Regions from separate parts of the Homo sapiens genome. Here region 2 is linked to region 1. Evidence: chromatin contacts called from ENCODE POLR2A ChIA-PET data. All regions are on one chromosome and are shown on one strand. Each heading gives the region's core, a stretch centred on a gene start or an enhancer-like site at or near the end of the contact. The rest is flanking DNA. Distances are from core to core; before and after follow the strand shown.

Evidence for each region. ChIA-PET counts read pairs that join two places held with the same protein, here RNA polymerase II (POLR2A).
Region 2: POLR2A ChIA-PET joins it to region 1 with 11 read pairs in activated CD8-positive, alpha-beta memory T cell. The contact joins two enhancer-like sites. POLR2A ChIA-PET finds 5 or more read pairs at or near these places in 2 of 52 experiments (GM10248 and activated CD8-positive, alpha-beta memory T cell).

What each region holds. Positions count from the first base shown.
Region 1 is chr20:37,003,066-37,007,840 of GRCh38, forward strand. It overlaps RBL1 (RB transcriptional corepressor like 1), which reads right to left. Exons shown (of 22, transcript NM_002895.5): 20 at 4,346-4,494; 21 at 637-801. Among named protein-coding and RNA genes, the nearest start is that of SAMHD1, 54 kb to the left of the region's middle. Within about 2 kb of position 2,631, at least 4 of the 41 ENCODE cell types and tissues checked have a DNase peak (open chromatin) inside an H3K27ac peak, as active enhancers do.
Region 2 is chr20:37,912,864-37,917,638 of GRCh38, forward strand. All of the region lies in intron 1 of VSTM2L (V-set and transmembrane domain containing 2 like), which reads left to right. LOC124904896 (a long non-coding RNA gene) reads right to left here. Exons shown (of 3, transcript XR_007067576.1): 1 at 2,760-4,775. Among named protein-coding and RNA genes, the nearest start is that of VSTM2L, 12 kb to the left of the region's middle. RefSeq lists enhancers at 1,350-2,197, 2,198-3,045, 4,364-4,775. Within about 2 kb of position 2,174, at least 4 of the 41 ENCODE cell types and tissues checked have a DNase peak (open chromatin) inside an H3K27ac peak, as active enhancers do.

The DNA of each region.
Region 1 (4,775 bases), core at 1,381-3,880:
TCTGTAGTTATCTGTATAACTGAATAGGAAAGTAATAAGAAGGAGCCACTGTATTTGGACAGAGTTACAATCTGCCCCACTACAATTTCTTCCAGTTTATACTGATTCTGACTTCTGGAGACATACTGAACATATCTGCTTGATAGTCCATGAAGTCTCTGAAAACAGCAATCATGTCCATACCACATCTTCACCACTGAACAAGGATAAGGATGGAGATGATCACAGAGTTGTCTATGTACGTAAGAGGAGGCTTGTGTTTTCAGACATCTTCCTATCCTGGGTGCCATCTACCAAATGCACTTTCACTTCCAATGCCTTTCTTTCAACTTGACATCCCCCAGGTCTGACCACTTGCAGGTGTTGCCTTACTGGTCCCTTCTCAAGATCTTGCTTGAACAGGAAAACATGCTGGACTTTCAAAGTGAACTCCACAAATACCATGTCAATAATAATGGATTAAACTACCTCAAACTGAATATACTGCTCTTGATGAGAGGAGACATGCCATAGTTAACATTTCATATTTTATTAGTATAGTAGTAACTTGGCCAAAAAAGAAAAAAAAAAAAAGAGGCAGGATTAACAGTTACTGACTGTTAATCTGAAATCCAACTTTTAGCCTATTCACCTTACCTTAGAAGGGCTGCCATTGAACTTGTACAGCAGAGCGCTTCTTGGTGTAAGGCCTGACCCATTCTTGTGCGGGGAAATATAAATGGAGTGCTGCTGGGAAATGCGGCGTGGTGAGCCTGGCTGTTGTTTAATATGTGGAAAAGGAGAGAGTGGTGGAGCATCCATCTAAAATAACCCAAAAGTCAGATTTTTTAGATAAAAGTTTTTCTTTGTTTTTGAATCCCATATTTTTATTCTTATGGTATCTTCTAGTTAGAAAACAGTTATACTGTAAAAAGCTCATTTATGGTTGAGAAAAAAAATGATCCTTTACTTCTTCTTTTTTTTTTTTAACAACAATAGATAAACTAGAATTTATTTTCCTGAATCTTTTTTTTTTTTTGAGATGGAGTATCTCTTGCTCTTGTTGCCCAGGCTGGAGTGCGATGGCGCAATCTAGGCTCACTGCAACCTCTGCCTCCCAGGTTCAAGCAATTCTCCTCCCTCAGCCTCCCAAGTAGCTGGGATTACAGGCATGTGCTGGGATTACAGGCATGTGCCACCACGCCCGGTTAATTTTGTATTTTTAATAGAGATGACCATGTTGGCCAGGCTGGTCTCGAACTCCTGACCTCAGGTGATCCACCCACCTTGGCCTCCCAAAGTGCTGGGATTACAGGTGTGAGCCACTATGCCCGGCCTATTTTCCTGGATCTTTCAGGAAGTCCTATAACTAGTATTAAGAATTCTGGCCAGGCACAGTGGCTCACACCTGTAATGCCAGCACTTTGGGAGGCTGAGATGGGCGGATCACCTGAGGTCAGGAGTTTGAGACCAGCCTGGCCAACATGGTGAAACTCCGTCTCCACTAAAAATGCAAAAATTAGCTGGGCGTGGTGGCATATGCCTGTAATCCGAGCTATTTGGGAGGCTGAGGCACTAGAATTGCTTGAACCCAGGAGGCAGAGGTGTTGCAGTGAGCCCAGATTGTGCCACTGCACTCCATCCTGGGTGACAGACCAAGACTCTGCCTCAAAAAAAAAAAAAAAAAAAAAAGAATTCTGGGGCCGGGTGCAGTGGCTCACTCCTATAATCCCAGCACTTTGGGAGGCCAAGGTGCTCGGATCACTTGAGGCCAGGAATTGGAGACCAGCCTGGCCAACATGGTGAAACCCCACTTCAGCCTCCTGAGTAGCTCCTAAAAATATAAAAATTAGCCAGGTGTGGTGGCGTGCGCCTATAGTCCCTGCCACTCGGGAGGCTGAGCATGACAGTTGTTTGAACCCGGGGACAGAGGCTGCAGTGAGCTGCGATTATGTCACTGCACTCCTCCTGGGGTGACAGAGTGAGACTCTGTCTCAAAAGAAAAAAAAAATTCTGGACAAGACACCAGGAGTTAAGCCACGAGCATGAGAACCTCATATTCATGCTTAAAAAGTAAGGACAGGCTGGGCGCGGTGGCTCATGCCTGTAATCCCAACACTTTGGGAGGCTGAGGCGGGTGGATCATGAGGTCAGGAGTTCAAGACCAGCCTGGCCAAGATGGTGAAACTCTGTCTCTACTAAAAATACGAAAATCAGCTGGGCGTGGTGACAGGCGCCTGTAATGCCAGCTACTCAGGAGGCTGAGTTACAGAATTGCCTGAACCCAGGAGGCAGAGGTTGCAGTGAGCTGAGATTGTGCCACTTGCACTCCAGCCTGGGCAACAGAGCGAGACTCCTTCTCAAAAAAAAAAAAAAAAAGTAGGGACAAAGAGTAACCAATCTTCTAACACTTGCTGTAACAAGCTCTCTCTACACACATACCTGCTCACAACCAAAGCAGTAGCAGAGAGAATAAAAGAGGCAGAGAATTCTATTAGCCAGCAGGATGATTCCAACGTGGAAAAAATCTGTTAATGAAATGGGAAAGACTTCATATGGAAATGGAAAAGATTTATAAATAAGTTGGATGAGCAAGGATTTCATTTTTAATATCCTGTATAATGGAAATAAATTAAGATGGTAGAGATATTCCGAGTATAGCACATGACAGAGGGGAAGTGAAACTGAAGCAGGATGAACAGTTATGACCTCTGAGGATAGTCATAGACCATATTCCATGAAAAGAGGAAGAACAGAAATCTACAGAGGCACATAGATACATAGAAACAGCTATTGGCTGTCCGGCTGCAGCTTCTGCTAGGGCCTTCTTTTCTTTTTTTTTTTTCTTTCTTTTTTTTTTTTTTTTTTTGAGGCAGGGTCTTGCTCTGTTGCCCAGACTGGAGTGTGGTGGTGCGATTGTGGCTCATTGCAGCCTTGACCTCCTGGGCCCAAGCGATCCACCTACCTTAGCTTGCTGAGTAGTTGGGACTAAAGGTGTGTACCAGCCACTACACGGCTAGTTTTTAGTTTTTTTTTTTAAGAGACAGGGTCTTCCTGTGTTTCTAGGCTGGTCTCAAATTTCTGGGCTCAAGCAATCCTCCAGGCTTAGCTTCCCAAAGTGCTGGGATTACAGGCATGAGCCACAGCACCTGACCTCCTTTTGTTTTTTTTTTGAGACAGAGTTTCCCTCTTGTCACCCAGGCTGGAGTGCAGTGGCGCGATCTCTGCTCACTGCAACCTCCGCTTTCTGGGTTCAAGTGATTCTCCTGCCTCAGCCTCCCGAGTAGCTGGGATTACAGGTGCCTGCCACCACGCCCAGCTAATTTTTGGTAGAGATGGGATTTCACCATGTTGGCCAGGCTGGTCTCAAACTCCTGACCTCTGGTGATCCGCCCGCCTAGGCCTCCCAAAGTGCTGAGATTACAGGCATGAGCCACCACACCTGGCCCCTTTTGTCTTTGACTTGAGAAAAACATTAATCTCACAATATAACAACAGAAAAATTTACCAAATTTGCTGGGTGCAGTGGCTCATGCCTGTAATCCCAGCACTCTGGGAGGCCGAGGTGGGCGGATCACAAGGTCAGGAGTTCAAGACCAGCCTGGCCAACATGGTGAAACCCTGTCTCTACTAAAGATACAAAAAATTAGCCAGGTGTGGTGACACACTCCTGTAATCCTAGCTACTAGGGAGGCTGAGGCAGGAGAATCACTTGAGCCCGGGAGGCAGAGGTTGCAGTTGAGCTGAGATCGCACCACTGCACGCCAGCCTGGGTGACAGGGTGAGACTGTCTCAAAAAAAAAAAAAAAAAGAAAACAAAAAAAACAAATTAGTTGTTTTAATATTCATGTTCCCATCAAGTTCTTACCCATATGTATACGGAATTTCTAGCAACATAATCATGGTATAGATAAAATTCATGCCAGGCGTGGTGGTTCACACCTGTGATCCCATCACTTTAGGAGGCTGAGGTGGGTAGATTGCTTGAGTCCAGGAGTTCAAGACCAGCCTGGCCAACATGGTGAAACCCCGTATCTACTAAAAATACAAAAAAATTAGCTAGGCGTGGGGGCATGTGGCTGTCGTACCAGCTATTTGGGAGGCTGGGGTGGGAGGATCGCTTGAGGCCTGGAAGCAAGGGTTGCAGTGAGCCCAGATCTCGCCACTGCACTCTAGCCTGGGCAACAGATCCCATGATTTCCTCTGGTCTCTGTTGTACCATAGCCTTAATCACTGATTAAGTTACTGGACATGCTCTGATTAATTGCTAGTAATTTTACTTGGACATATTTATCTAGCAAAATAAACTTATAGTAATCCAACTATGACAGCAAATAATAATAAAGTAGTAAAACATAGAACATACCATATGGTCCTGATTCGCCAAGTCGTATTTCAGTGCAAATGACTTCACTCTTCCTACATATATTGTATTGTAAAATTTTATAAGATCACCTCTTTCCTCTTTCACTGGTCCACTGGAACAGTCAGGTGTTTTTGTAGCATCTTCTAAGTCTGTTAAAAAGAATGCAATGTTGTGATACAAAGCATACTTTTTATTTTTTTGAGACAGGGTCTCACTTTGTCACCCAGGGTGGAGTGCAGTGGTGCAATCTTGGCTCACTGCAGCCCTGACCTCCTGGATTCAAGTGATCCTCCCATCTCAGCCTCCTGAGTAGCTGGGACCACAGGCACGTGCCACCATGCCTGGCTATTTTTTATTTTTAGTAGAGACGGGGTTTTGCCATGTTGCCCAGGATGGTTTCCAACTCCTGGGCTCAAGTGATCCACCAGCC
Region 2 (4,775 bases), core at 924-3,423, 910 kb after region 1:
CTCTCTCTCTGGGTCTCTCTGATCTTTATCTCTTTTCCTCTCTATCTCTGTCTTTCGATCTCTTTCCTCTTTCTTTGCTCCTTTGTGTCTGTTGGATCCATCTTCCCCTCTCTTCTCACCGCCCCCACCCATTCCTTCCTTTCTCTCGGGTATGCACACAGCTCTCTTCGATGACATCTCAGGATTACACATACATATATTCCGTATATCATGGTGACACCCACACAGAGCAGGCACTCAGTAAATGTCAGGTGAATGAATGAGTGAGTGACCAAATGGCAAAGCTGGAGGGGACACTGACGCTTGTCTACACTGGTGGTTACTAATTTTTTTGGAAGTCACACTCCTCTTAAGAAGCTTATGGAAACTATGGATTGTTTCCTCAAAAAAATGCCACAGAGTTTTGCCCACAAGCTTCAAAGGGTTTTTTGAGGCCCCCAAAGCCTGTCTCTGGCCCCAGGCAGAAGTAGCCTTTGTTTCACGGGTGAGGAAACTGAGGCCCAGAGAGCAGTCAGGGCTGGCCTTGGGACATGGGACAAGTCTGTGGCAGGGACAGGCTTGGATCCTGGAGTCCTTTCTCTCTCCCTGCAGCCCTCTCATGCGAGCTGGGTGGGAACGAACTTCATTCACTTTTCCTAAGTCCTTGGTAAGCATACTCAGAGAGCTGGGGTCAGGAAGAGATAATGGGGGACTCTTCAGGATCCCAGGGAACAGTGCATAGGCAGGTGGGCCAAGAGAGGGAGGTCTCTAGAGGGAGCTCACTGTGTCCTAGAGCAGTCAGGGGAGACTTCCTGGGGGAGGCAGGTTCCTTCTGGGCCTGTATCCAGGGACTGCTGGGGCTGAGAGGGGACTCCAGAGGCCAGAGTGGAGCTGCGCCTGGCTGCCTGGGTCTGGCAGAGGCCTCGTGGAGAACCATGTGCATGTATTTAGAAAAGCAGGCTGCAGCTGGAACCTCCAAGAATCGGCTCTGGAGTTTGGTCTTACCCCTGGAGAAGGGGGCAGCCCTGGAAGCCTTCTGAGTGGGGAGGGCGCACGGCCAGGTTGGCGTCGGAGTGGGTTGGCCGTGGTGAGTGGAGATGGGGAGCTGAAGCAGGACTTGGGGCTGGATGCGGGCGTGCACGGACAGGAGAGGCTGCTCCCGGGAAGGCGCTGAGTTTGGTGTGAGCCTTGCTGAGTTTGTGGTTCATGGGATGCTGGGGCTGGCCGGTATCCAGGGAGGGTGGGAACGTGGGATCAGAAAAAGAGGGAATTGTGTGTGTGTGTGCGCGCACGAATGTGTGTGTGCGTGTGTGTATGTGTGTGGTGTGTGTGCATATGTGTGTATGTGTGGTGTGTGCATGTATGTGTGTGTATATTGTGTGGTGTGCATGTATATGTCTATGTGTGTGTATATCTGTGTATGTGTGGTGTCTGTGTGTATATGTGTGGGTGTGTGGGTGTGTGCATCTGTGTGTATGTGTGTGGGGTATGGGTGTATGTGTGCATGTGTGTGGGGTGTTTATATATGTGTGTGGGTGTATGTGTGGGTGTGTGTATGTATGTGTGGGTATGTCTGTATATGTGTGTATTGTGTGTATGTGTATGTGTGTGTGTATTGTGTGTATGTGTGTATTTTGTGTGTGTGTATTGTGTGTATGCGTGTGTGTTGTGTGTGTGTGTACACTGGCCTCCTTTCTAGTCCTTGCACACACCAAGTTCCTTCCAGACCTTTTCTCTCCCTGGCTGTTCCCTCTGCCCCTCGTGCTCTCTTCCCGTCTCCCGGCTCCTGGCTCCCCTGTGCTCCACGGACCCCTTAGAGAAGCCAGAAGCACATGACCTGTCAGAGCCGCATCGCACGGCCCGCAGCAGGCATCGGGCTCCCATTCAACACGCCCACCTTGCAGAGGGGAAAACTGAGGCTTAGAGAGGCGTGGTGAGCTGGGGCCCCACACCTAGTTCAAAGCAAGGGTGCAGAGCCCAACCCTATGTTCCCCCAGCCCGGCATTTTAAGGGTGTCTCTTGGGATGGGGGTGGGGTCTTGACTGACCCCTCCTTCCTCAGAGCCCCCAGGCTGGGGCCCGAGGTGGGGAAGGCGGAGAGCTGACGGCGGGGTGTCTGTTTTGCTTTGTGAGGTTTTAAAAAAATCATTTCCGGCGTTGAAGGCGGCGGCAATTAGGGCCTGCTCGCTGGGGAGCTGTTTGCCGCCTGTCGTCGGTCCGGGAAAGGGTCCCTAATGGAGGCCCGGCGGCCAGAGCGCAGGATAGTGGAAATAGTGCTCAAAACAAAGCTTCACTAATGGTCTCCCGGCAGGCAGCGGAGGAGAGGGAGGGGCGGTCGGACAGCGGCTGAGGGCCCCTGGGACAGGGCCCAGATCCACCAGCTCCTCTCTCCATGGCCCTCAGACACCCTCCAGCTAGTGCGGGAAGCCCCGGGCCCCACCCGCGCTGCTGCCTTCTTGCTCTGTGCTCTTGGCCTGTGAAATTCCCTCCCAGGCTCTGGGAACACTAAGCGCCAAGGTCCTGGGGTGGGGCCCAACCCCTTCAGCCATGAATTCTCTGGTTCTAGAATAGCCCTAGGGTTTAATAAGTCCAAGGGGCCCGGAGCCTTGAAGAAGGAGGAGCTTCTTCAAGTAGAGCCAGGCTACGTGAGGAGGTGACAGGAGAGCAGCCTGATCCTGTCCGGGAGCCCACTGTGTGCCTGCGTGATGTCACTGCAGCACCGCTCACAGCACCCATTTTACAGATGAGGAAACCGGGCTAGAAGCTCAGAGATTCACCTACCTTGAGGAGGTGCAGTTGGGTTGAAATCCAGGTCAGCCTGACTCCGGAGCCCACATATTTACTGTTGCTTCCTTGAATTTCGCAGACACGATTGGGCAGGGGTGGCAGGGGCTGGGGCTGGGGCATGTACTAGGTCCTGGGTGGGGGGTCAGGTTTGACCGAGGCCAGGTTCTGGTCAGGGTGGGGCCACCACCACCCTACCCACTGGGCACCCTCAGAGCCTCTGTTCTGGAACATCCCAAGTGCCTGCCTCCATCTGTCCCTGTCCGTTGGTCTCTGCCTCCCCTTTTGCCCCGTCCTTCATGTCCCTGGCCCTCCTGCCTCCACCCTCAGCGCCCCTTACAGCCCTCACTGTTCTTTCTCCTCAGTGGCTCTGAGGCTGCTCCTTTCTGGCGTGCTGGAGCAAATCCATCCCTGTGATTGATGCAGCCTCCTTTGCTTCCCCCACTTCTTCCCTCTTAGCCCCTCCCGGCAGCAGAGGATGGCTATGCGCCTCGGCTTTGGGATCTGACACTAAGGCTCAAATCCTGCCCCGCTCCAGCCTCTCTGAGCCTCGTTATGCATCCGTGCAATGGGCTCACCCCACTAGCTTTGCAGGATGTACTGGGGAGAATGAAAATAAATGGTATCGGTAGAGACGTCGGGACGCCTGTGTGCCTGCTCCCGGCTCCTGGCTCCCTGCCCCCGCCCCTGCCCTATCTCTGGCTCCCTGAACACTCCCGCGCTTGCCTCCCTCCCTCCCACCTGCTCTCACTCCTTGTGGCCCAGACATGTGGGAAGAGGAGGCGGGAATTCCACTGGGGAAACCTGCTCAACTCCCACAATCCTGCAAGTGCCAGAATATTTTAGTTCTCCTTAAATCTCCCTAGATTTGTAATTCTACTGCTGTCTACCTCAATATGTGCTGGTGGCCTTGGGAGGCGCCCTGCTTCCAGCTTGCCGGCTCCAGCACTTCCTGCTCAGCTATGTCGGGGTGTCTGGCAGGGAACCTGGGCAAGTCCCCACCCACTCCGTGCCTCAGTTTCCCCATCTGTAAGAAGAGGACAATGATAGTGGCCACTTCCCAGGTTGTTTTGGGGATTAGGTAGGATATTTTATTGTATTAAAGAAACACCTCTATGAAAAGTAATGAATTACTGATGTGTGCGACAATGGTAGATGAACCTCAAAAACTCTATGCTAGATGAAGGAAGCCAGTCACAAAAGACCACATATTATATGATGCAGATGATATGAAATATCCGGAGTAGGCAAATGTGAGAATGCAGATTTGAGGTTGCCAGGGGTTAGGGGAGAGTGGGGAGTGAGGAGTTTCCTTCTGGGGGGAAGACAGCATGTTGGGACTAGTTGCATCACATTGTGAATGCACTAGATGCGACTCAATTGTCCACTTTAAAGTGGTTAATTTTGGCCAGGTGCGGTGGCTCACACCTGTAATCCCAGCACTTCTGGAGGCCAAGACGGGCGGATCACGAGGTCAGGAGTTCAAGACCAGCCTGGCTAATGTAGTGAAAGCTTGTCTCTAGTAAAAATACAAAAAAATTAGTCAGGCGTGGTGGAGGCCGCCTGTAATCCCAGCTTCTTGGGAGGCTGAGGCAAGGAGAATTGCTTGAACCTGGGAGGCGGAGGTTGCAGTGAGCAAAGATCATGCCACTGCACTCCAACCTGGGCGACGGTGTGAGACTCTGTCTCAAAAAAGAAAGAAAAAAAGAAAAAAAAAATGTTAGCTATTTAAATTTTTACTAGGCAGGGCGGCCCCTCCTCCATCGGCCAGAGACAGGCAAGGACCCACCTGGGTGAATGTGCTTGTGTCTAAGGCTCAGCAAGGAGTGGGTTCCACCAGGGAACAGCGGTTGTTGTGGACCTTCTGGGTGCTACACACTGAAACAGGCTCTTCACTTGCATTTGCCCATTTAATCCTCAAAATAAGCCTGTAATCAATGACACAGTGGGAAACCAGAGCTCAGAGTAGTGAAGCAGCTTGCACAATGCCACCCAGCACGCCAGGGAGAGCTG